Regions from separate parts of the Homo sapiens genome. Here region 2 is linked to region 1. Evidence: chromatin loops called from intact Hi-C (ENCODE). Cell type or tissue: prostate gland. All regions are shown on one strand. Each heading gives the region's core, and the rest is flanking DNA. Links, peaks and the distances in the headings are about the cores only. Region 1 has its middle 15 kb from the start of SPARCL1. Region 2 has its middle 61 kb from the start of ABCG2.

Region 1 (5,377 bases), core at 53-5,052:
ATATGTTTCTTATGAAAAGATAACATATCAAGGGATATAAGGTAAAACAAAAGCCTGGGTAAGATTAGCATGCATATAGAAACAGAACTATCATTTGACCCAGCAATCCCATTACTGGGTATATACCCAAAGGAATAGAAATCATTCTACCATAAAGACACATACATGCATGTGTACATTGCAGCACTATTCGCAAGAGCAAAGACATGGAATCAACCTAAATGCCCATCAGGGACAACAGATAGAATTTTTTTATTTAAAAAAAAATTTTTTTTATTTTTATTTATTTATTTTTTTGAGACAGAGTCCCCCTCTGTCACCCAGGCTGGAGTGCAGTGGTGCGACCTCGGCTCACTGCAAGCTCCACCTCCCAGGTTCACACCATTCTCCTGCCTCAGCCTCCTGAGTAGCTGGGATTACAGGTACTTGGCAATTTTTTGTATGTTTAGTAGAGACGGGGTTTCGCCGTGCTAGCCAGGATGGTCTCGATCTCCTGACCTCGCGATCTGCCTGCCTCGGCCTCCCAAAGTGCTGGGATTACAGGCGTGAGCCACCACACCCGGCCAGATAGAATTTTTAAAAGTGTGGTACATATACACCATGGAATACTATGTTGTTCTGTATGGAATACTATGCAGCCAAAAAAGAATGAGATCATGTCTTTTATAGGAACATGAATGGAGCTGGAGGCCATTATCCTTAGAAAACGAATACTGCATGTTCTCACTTGTAAGTGGGAGCTAAGGCCGGTCTCATTTGGGAGGCCGAGGCAGGCAGATCACGAGGTCAGGAGATCGCGAGACCATCCTGGCTAACACGGTGAAACCCCGTCTCTAGTAAGAAATACAAAAAATTAGACGGTCCTGGTGGCGGTGCCTGTAGTGCCAGCTATTCCAGAGGCTGAGGCAGGAGAATGGCGTGAACCTGGGAGGTGGAGCCTGCAGTGAGCCGTGATGGCGCCACTGCACTCCAGCCTGGGCGACAGAGGGAGACTCTGTTTCAAAAAAATAAAAAATAAAAATAAGCGGGAGCTAAAAGATGAGAACTCATGGACACAAAGCGGGGAACAACAGACACTGGGACCTACTTGAGAGTGGAGGGTGGGAGGAGGGAGAGGATCTGGAAAAATAACTACTGGGTAGTAGGCTTAGCATCTGGGTGACAAAATAATCTGTACACCAAACCCCCATGACACAAGTTTACCTATATAACAAACCTGCACACGGACCTCTGAACTTAAAATAAAAGTTAAAAAAAAAAAAAAAAAAAAAAGATTAGCAAGCAGAAACGCCTATACAGGGCACCAAAACTTCACTCCCCACTCAAACCTTGCTCCACACCTTCCCCATCCACATAAAGTGCACTTTAGCTCCCTGGAATTCTTCCAGTTGCCAGAATGCAGGTCTTCTCCCCAGTAGGTGGTTCGTCTTCAGGTCAGGAATGCCAGCACCCCACCTCCTTTCCCTTAGGAAACTCACACCGCCTCAGGCCTGAAGGGGACTTCTTCAAATGAAGTCCTGTCTTGTTATGTTCTCATAGCAAGGGCCCTTCCCTTCACAGCACTTTTCAGTTTGTGCATTTATCTGAGTAATAAATAAATATCTGTTACTTCCTCTAAACTGGAAGCTTCATGAGGACAGGATTCCTTCTCCTTTTGCTCCCCATCATATCTCCAGCAGCCAGCTGGCACATACGGGCACTCCGTACATACTGGTTGAATAAATGAAGCCTCCCAGCAGTCAAAGAAAAGAGAAAGGCATAATAAGTTAAAATATTTAGAAAGTCAATATATCAAGACAAACAGCTTTTCCTGCATTCTGAGTTTTAAGCAAAATTTCTCCCATGGGTCCTTAAAAACAGAACATTGTATGAATTTGTAGACATCTTTTTGTTGATGTAATAATACATTTTATTTTTTATATTTTTTTATTTTTATTTTTTGAGACAGAGTTTCACTCTTTTTTTTTTTTTTTTTTTTTTTTGAGACGGAGTCTCACTCTGTTACCCAGGCTGGAGTGCAGTGGTGTGATCTCGGCTCACTGCAACCTCCATCCCCCAGGTTCAAGTGATTCTCCTGCCTCAGCCTCCTGAGTAGCTGGGATTACAGGCGCCTGCCACCACACCCAGCAAATTTTTTTATTTTTAGTAGAGACAGGGTTTCATCGTGTTGGCCAGGCAGGTCTCGAACTCCTGACCTCAGGTGATCCACCCTCCTCGGCCTTCCAAAGTGCTGGGATCATAGGCGTGAGCCACCACGCCTGGCCTAATAACACATTTTAAACAGCTGCTTCTTAAAGCTTCCCTCAGTACAAAGATTTTGAGGGAGGCCAAATCACAATTCAGTAGAAATAATTCTACAGGACCCAAAGCAACATGATCCAGGAACACAGTTCTCTCAGGGCTCTGGTTTCATGCAAAGGTAAAACAATGTGAGAGAAATTGAGCAAGAGGGACTGCACATCCTTCAGGCCCTGCTCTGCAAGTATTTCTTCCAGTCAGGATTATGGTCTGATTGGACAGCTGAGAGGTGAAAGTTACCGTCTCTGTGAACACAGAAAGGGCAGATCCACATTCAGTCTTTGATCGTCAGCTGGAAAGGGAATGATAATTCAATTGACTATTGTTCAGGATGGAGCTTTCTTCATTCTGCTGGAGAAAGAATGAATCCTTGGTCTCATTCATTTAAGGATGACTGTGGTTCATACTCCCCTCTTGTGGCCACTTCCAAGTATACTGGCCTGTACCCAGGAGCCCAGTAAGGCAAAAGAGATATCAAATTCCTTTATATATGTTAGTTAACCTAGGAATTGCTCATTCTTTTTTTCCTTCTAGAATGTCAGACCAGTTTTTAGAAATTGGCAGATGTTGAACAGCATGTTAAAACGAGGGTCAATTGAACATATTAAATCTTCATTGGTCAATATTTTTAAATGTTTAAAAGGCTCAATATTTGGGCCAAAGAGGGTAGACAAATCACGCAAATGCATGAGAATCCTGATGGTTCCTTACACATTACCCTTCCTGAAGTATGTTTGCCTTCTCTCAATTTGGTTCTCTTCAAGTAACACATCCATAGATTTGGAATTTTGGGGGCATGTGGGAAGGAATGATCTGGTGAATGAAGCAATCAATAGAGTTGCAAATGCTCATTTTACAAATATTTAAGTACTTGCCACTGTGGGGAATCAAGGTTATACAAGAAAATGATCCCTGGTGGGGCACAATGGTTCATGTCTGTAATCCCAGCACTTTGGGAGGCTCAGGGGGGAAGATCACTTGAGCTCAGGAGTTTGAGACCATCCTGAGCAACACAGGGAGACATCCATCCCTGGAAAAAAAAAATTTTTTTTAATTAGCCAGGCCTGGTGGCTTAAGCCTGTAGTCCCAGCTACTTGGAAGGCTGAGGTAGGAGGATCGCTTGAGCCTGGGAGGTCAAGGCTGCAGTGAGCCATGATTGGCCCATGGCACCCCAGCCTGGGTGACAGAGCAAGACCCTGAGGAAGGAAGGAAGGAAGGAAGGAAGGAGGGAGGGAGGGAGGGAGGGAGGGAGGGAAGGAAGAGAGAGAGAGAGAGAAAGAAAGAAAGAGAAAGAAAGGAAAGAAGGAAAGAAAGGAAAGGAGGAAGGAAGGATGGAAGGACAGAAGGAAGGAAGGGAAAGAAAGAAAGAGGGAAGGAAGGAAGAAAGAAAAAGAAAAGCAAGGAAAGAAAGAAGGAAAGAAAAGAAAGAAAGGAAAGGAGGAAGGGAGGAAGGAAGGATGGAAGGAAGGGAAAGAAAGAAGGAAGGAAGGAAGAAAGAAAGAAAAGAAAAGCAAGGAAAGAAAGGAAAGAAGGAAAGAAAAGAAAGAAAGGAAAGAAGGAAGGGAGGAAAGAAGGAAGGAAGGAAAGAAAAGAAAGGAAAGAAAGAAAGAAAAAAGAAAGAAGGAAGGAAGGAAAGAAAGAAAAAGAAAGAAAGAAAGAAAGAAAGAAGAGAAAGAAAGAAAGAAGAGAAAGAAAGAAAGAAGAAAGAAAGAAAGAAAGAAAGAAAGAAAGAAAGAAAGAAAGAAAGAAAGAAAAGAAAGAAAGAAAGAAAGAAAGAAAGAATCCCTGTTTGAAAATATTACCTAGTAAGGGATAGAGGACTCTGTATTACACAATGAAAAGTGAAAAATGCCAGAGAAAAAATTAAATGAATATGCTATTCCCCTATGACACAGGACAGAGCCAGAGATGGGAAGTGAAGGGCAAATGAGGGTGATGAGCCACTCCTTCCGAGCCAACTCGTCCTATCGCACTTGCTCTGAGCAGAGTGTTCCAAACACTTTATCAAAAATAATACGTTATTGAAGTTCAGAGAAAGAATAACCTCTTATCAGATATAGCAAAGAAGGATTCTTGGAAAGGAGACATCTAAAGTTCGACTTTGAAAGATTGGTAAGATTTAAACATGAAGGTTTCAGGCAGAAGAAGCCACCTTAGTCAAAGGAGTGAGGCAGAAAATTACAAAGTAAGTCAAGGAAAGGAGAAAAAGTTGATGTTCACATAAGTGAAGGGAAGATATTACATAAAGTGGCAGATGGCTTTAAAATGCCTGGCTCACGAGTTTAGAATTGACTTGGTAGGCAGTGGGAAGCTATTGAAAACTTTTAAGCAGGAGAGGAACATGATGTGAATTACACTTTGAGAGGGTGAAATTGTTTAAAATAGTGTTTAAGATAGATTGGGTTGGAAAGAGAAGGAAGTCTCTGGAACTGTGCTCAAAGCTTAGTGTTCAGTGGCCCAGCCCAGCTCACAGACCCGTTTTATTTGGCACAAAGACTATTGGTCAATATTTAATAATCCCATAAAATGTTAGATTTCTGGTTTCTCTCTAAAACAGTAAAATGATCAGACAATGTTGGGCTGCCATTTCCCTGTGACAATAAAGCTACAAGAATTGAGTAGCAGCTGCCACCTTCAGATGGACTACATATTTTCCATTTCCCAAGTCCCATGCACCCCCTCTTGTCTTCCTAACACAAAGGCCATGTGTCAGCTGCCAGTCATCCCTGCCTGTGTTGGGAGAGTGTCGTTTTCTTACTTCGGGCCCCCTTCGTTAATTTCTGTGGCCTCCCTGGCCCTTGAGGGCAATTTGCATTTGTGAATGTGAGTCCAGAGGTAGGGAAAACAGTCAGACGTGAAGTGATTGGGGCTTTCATCAGGGATTAGAGCATAGGAATGAAAAAGGGCATGTGCAGGAAATATTTGTCCTGTGCTTTTACAGATCTCAACCAACTTTAGCACACAACATGAGAAGCGCTAACAACATGGACAAAAAGCTTATAATTATAAAGATTTTTACTGCATTTCCTCCGAAAAGTAACTGTAATGTATTCAAAAAGTTATTCTTCTGTGTTCTTTT
Region 2 (5,377 bases), core at 89-5,088, 680 kb before region 1:
ACACAGCCAAACCATATCACTGCCCTAGCAGAGGTTCTCCATGAAGGCTCTGTCCCAGAAGCAGACTTCTGTCTGGACATCCAGGCATTTCCATACTTCCATACATTTCCTCCAAAATGTAGGCGGAGGTTCCCAGACTCAATTCTTGACTTCTGCACACCTGCAGGCCCAACACCATATGGAAGCTGCCAAGGCTTTGGGGCTTACACCCACTGAGGCAATGGCCTGAGCTATACGTTGGCCCCTTTAGCCACAGATGGAGTGGCTGGGATGCAGGGCACCAAGTCCCAAGGTTGCACATAGCAAGAGGGCCCTGGACCTAGCCCAGGAAACCACTTTTCCCTCCTAGTCTTCAGGGACTGTGATGGGTTGGGCTGCTGTGAAGGTCTCCGACATGTCCTAGAGACATTTTCTCCATTGTCTTGGTGATTAACATTCAGCTCCTTGTTACTTATGCAAATTTCTTCAGTGTGCTTGAATTTCTCCCCAGAATAAGGGTTTTCTTTTCTATTGCATCATCAGGCTGCAAGTTTTCCAAACTTTTATGCTCTGCTTCCTCTTGAATGCTTTGCTGCTTAAAAATTTCTTCCACCAGATACCCTAAATCATCCCTCTCAAGTTCAAAGTTCCACAGATCTCTAGGGCAGGGACAAAATGCCACCAGTCTTGTTGCATAGCAAGAGTGACCTTTACTCCAGTTCCCAAGAAGTTCCTCATCTCCATCTGAGACCACCTCAGCCTGCACTTTATTGTCCATATCACCATCAGCATTTTGGTCAAAACCATTTAAAAAGTCTCCAGGAAGTTCCAAACTTTCCCACATCCTCCTGTCTTCTAAGCCGTCCAAATCTCTAGGAAATTCCAAACTTTCCCACATTTTCCTGTCTTCTTCTGAGCCCTCCAAACTGTTCCAGTCTCTGCCTGTTACCCAGTTCCAAAGTCGTTTCTACATTTTTGGGTATCCTTATAGCAGCAACCCACTCTCTGCGGTACCAATTTACTGTATTAGTCCGTTCTCATGCTGCTATGAAAAAATACCCGAGACTGAGTAGTTTATTTTTATTTTATTTATGTATTTATTTTGAGACACAGTTTCATTCTTGCCTAGGCCGGAGTGCAGTGGCATGATCTCAGCTCACTACAACCTCTGCCTCCCAGGTTCAAGCGATTCTTGTACCTCAGCCTCCCTAGTAGCTGGGATTACAGGTCCACACTAACACACCTGTCTAATTTTTGTATTATTAGTAGAGATGGAGTTTCACCATGTTGGCCAATCTGATCTTGAACTCCTGACCTCAAGTGATCCGCCCACCTTGGCCTCCCAAAGTGCTTGGATTACAGGCTTGAGCCACTGTACCCAGCCAGAGACTGGGTAATTTATAAACGGAAGAGGTTTAATGGACTCACAGTTCTACAGGGCTGGAGAAGCCTCAGGAAGCTTACAATCATGGCAGAAGGGGAAGCAAACATGTCCTTCTTCACATGGTATCAGGAAGGAGAAGTGCTGAGCAAAGAGGGGTGGGAAAGTGCCTTATAAAACCATCAGATCTCATGAGAACTTACCATCACAAGAACAGCATGAGGGTAACCACCCGCATGATTCAATTACCTCCCACCAGGTCCTTCCCATGACACATGGGGATTATGGAAACTACAATTCAAGATGAGATTTGGGTAGGGACATAGCCAAACCATATCACTGGTCTACCGTTCTCTGTCAGTCTACAGGAGGCAAAGCAAGGCTGACAGAAGGATGCTCCTTCAGGAGGAAGCAGCAGTAAAAGCACTTTGAATCAAGATAAATGGGAAGCCACCCCAATAAACACATTTTAGATATTTTAGAAAAAGAAAGAAATACACACACAAATTGAAAATAACAATTGTTGGCAAGAATGTGGAGAGATTGGAACTCTTGTGCACTGTTGGTGGAATGTAAAATGGTGTAGCTACTGTGGAGAACAGTATGGTGCTTCCTCAAAAAACTAACCATAGAATTACCATACAATCCCACAATTCCACTTCTAGATATATACCCAAAAGAACTGAAAGCAGAGGCTCAGACAGATGTTTATACACAGCAGCATTATTTACAACAGCCAAAAGTGGAAGCAACCCTAATGTTCATCAACTGTTGAATGAATAAACAAAATGTGGTATACACAGAGAATGGAGGATTATGCAGCCTCAAAAGGGATGAAAATTCTGACTGCAGCATGAATGAACCTTGAAGACATTATGCTAAGAGAAATAAGGACAAATACTACATGATTCCACTTATATTAGGTAGTGAGGGTAGTCAAATTCATAGAGACAGAAAGTAGAATGGTTGCCACTGAGGACAGGGTGGAGTGAAGAGTTGTTTAATGGGCAAGAAGTTTCAGTTTGGAAGATGAAAGAAGTTCTAGAGATGGATGGTAGTGATGGTTGCACAGCAATGAATATACTTAATGCCATAAAACAGTACACTTAAAAACTATTTGAGCCTGTAATCCCAGCACTTTGGGAGGCCGAGGCGGGTGGATCACGAGGTCAGGAGATCGAGACCATCCTGGCTAACATGGTGAAACCCCATCTCTACTAAAAATACAAAAAAAAAAAAAAATAGCCAGGCGTGGCACTGTGCGCCTGTAGTCCCAGCTGCTGGGGAGGCTGAGACAGGAGAATGGCGTGAACCTGGGAGGCGGAGCTTGCAGTGAGCGGAGATCGCGCCATTGCACTCCAGCCTGGGTGACAGAGCAAGACTCGGTCTCAAAAAAAAAAAAAAAAAAAAAAATTTGAATGGTACATTTTTATATTATGAATATTTTACCACAGTAGAAGAAAATAAAACAACTCTACCCTCAGGTATTTGCATGTCTGCCTCCTACTTATTCTTCACTTTTCTGCTGAAATAGCATGTCCTCAGGGAAGCCTCTCCTATTGCTCTATGTAATTTCCTTGTAGAACATATCACTGTCTGAAATTACCTTTTTTATACGTGCTATCATCTGTCTTCTCCATTGGAATATAAGCTTTTCGAGCATAAGATCTTTGCTTTATTCAAAGCTGTATCCTAACACTTCGTTTTTGTCACATGGTAGCTATTCAGTGAATACTTGCGGAACAGTGTACTGAGAAAAAAGAAAGGGCTCCACCTGGAGGTTGTGTTAGTAAATGTACTTTGTGGGAATTTTAAATGTACAATACTCAAAAGTAAAAATCAAACTGAACATTTAACTTCAAAGCAGTATTAGCCGTGATAGTGGAGTGAGAAGTCATGAAGAAAAGTGTACAAGCACCTCTGTGTAAAATATTTCCCTTTTCACATCAACTCCCTGCTTAGGTTCCCAATTCCCAGGACCTCAGCAGTTCCCGTATTTCCTTTCTATGTATCGCCTGTTCATTTACCTACCGTCAATGGCTGCTTTGGTGCTACAATGCCAATATAGAGTGATTGGAAAAAGACTGCATGGCCCACAAGCCTAAAATATTCACTATCTGGCCTTTTACAGAAAAAGTTTACCAACCAACCAATGATGTAGGTAAAGATAATAGACTAGAGATATTGTCTACTCTTCTCTGAGAACTTTCATGATAGTCATTCAAGTCAATCAAGAAATGTTTATTGGGATTGGAGACTATTATTCTAAGTAACTCAGGAATGGAAAACTGAACATTGCATGTGCGTACGTTCTCACTCATAAGTAGGGGCTAAGCTATCAGTATGCAAAGGCTTAACAGTGGACTTTGGGGACTCAGGGGAAAGGGTGGGAAGGGGGTGAGGGATAAAAGATTGCAAATTGGGTTCAGTGTGTACTGCTTCGGTGATGGGTACACCAAAACTTCACAAATCACCACCAAAGTACTTACTCATGTAACCAAATACCACCTGTTCCCCAAATCTTAGGGAAATAAAAAATTAATTAAAAAACAAGAGAAATGTTTACTGAGTTCCTACTATGTTTCCAGCACTGCGTTAGTCACTAGGGATAGAACAGTGAATGAAATAGAAATACCTGCTGTTATGAAGCTCACTTTCTAGACGGAGGAGGACAAATAATAAACAATAAACAAATAAATAATGTATGTTAGACGGTGAGAAGGGTTACAGACAGATGCATAGTAAGAAGTAATCAGGAAGGCAAAGAAAGGTTTTGCAATTTTAAACAGAGTGGTTGGGGTAGGCCTTGTTAAGAGGTTGACATTTGAGCAAATATTTGAAGAAAGACTGAGAGGGAATGAAGATATCATCTGGGAGGAAAGTATTTCAGGTAGAGGGAACGGAGGCAGGAACATGTCTAGCGTGCTAGAGAAACACCTGGGAGACCAGTGAGGATAGCAGAAACATTCTACCTGGGTTCTCACACTCGTGTGTTCCTTTTTTTTTTTTTTTTTTTAATTTTTAGAAACATCGTCTTACTCTGTCAACCAGTCTGGAGTGCAGTGGCATGATCATAGCTCACTGCAGCCTCAAACACCGGGGCTCAAGCAGTCCTTCCACTTCAGTCTCCTAAGTAGTTGGGACTACAGGAACATGCTACTGTGCACTGCTAATATTTTATTTTTAGAGTCTGGGTCTATGTTGCCCAGGGTAGCCTTGAACTCCTGGCTTCAAGAGACCCCGCTGCCTCACCTTCCCAGAGTGCTGGGATTACAGGCATGAGCCACCATGTTTAGTCCCATGCATCCATGCATTCTTTTTTTTTTTTGAGGCAGGGTCTCATTCTGTTGCCCAGGCTGGAGTGCTGTGGCGTGATCTTGGCTCACTGCAACCTCCACCTACTGGGTTCAAGCAATTCTCCCTCCTGAGCCTCCTGAGTAGCTGGGACTATAGGCACACACCACCACACCTGGCTAATTTTTGTAATTTTTAGTAGAGACAGGGTTTCGCCATATTGGCCAGGCTGGTCTTGAACACCTGACCTCAAGTGATCTGCTCACCTCGGCCTCACAAAGTGCTGAGATTATAGACATGAGCCACCGCGCCTGGCCTCCATGCATTCTTGTTATGTGCAAATATTGACTGCTGGTTTAAGGTATCTTCCCCTTCCTGTAGGACAACATCCCAACCTTGCAGGGTATCCCTGCTCACACTATAATTAAGCCTTAGGCAGGCCAATTCACTGTTCTATCAAGCCAGCTGCTCTGTAAGATCTAGGTATATACTGAATTTTGAGAATATGAGACTTCTTTTACCATAATATATGCCCATGATCATGGACGATATTATATGGAATACTAAGGCAACAGATAAGGCATTCTGTAACTTCATAACAGTGGTATTAGTAGAAGCTCTGCAGGCAGGGAATAAAATGTAAAAAAAAAATTTTTTTTTTTTTTGAGACGGAGTCTTGCTCTGTCACCCAGGCTAGAGTGCAGTGGCATGATCTTGGCTCAC

The links. Hi-C counts contacts between places; a loop is a spot of excess contacts. Peaks named below come from ENCODE experiments on the same cell type or tissue, not always from the same donor. Only the 100,000 strongest peaks of a DNase experiment are listed, where the experiment ranks them.
Region 2: a loop joins it to region 1, with 3 times the contacts of the local background. A loop is called at or near these places in 6 of 110 quality-filtered maps.

What each region holds. Positions count from the first base shown.
Region 1 is chr4:87,541,352-87,546,728 of GRCh38, reverse strand. No RefSeq gene overlaps it. Among named protein-coding and RNA genes, the nearest start is that of SPARCL1, 15 kb to the right of the region's middle. In prostate gland, for the core only: a CTCF peak has its summit at 2,726 (motif pointing left); a DNase peak (open chromatin) is centred at 2,717; H3K27ac peaks cover 1,368 bases.
Region 2 is chr4:88,216,973-88,222,349 of GRCh38, reverse strand. It overlaps a transcript of ABCG2 not described here. Among named protein-coding and RNA genes, the nearest start is that of ABCG2, 61 kb to the right of the region's middle. In prostate gland, for the core only: a CTCF peak has its summit at 3,125 (motif pointing left); a DNase peak (open chromatin) is centred at 3,109.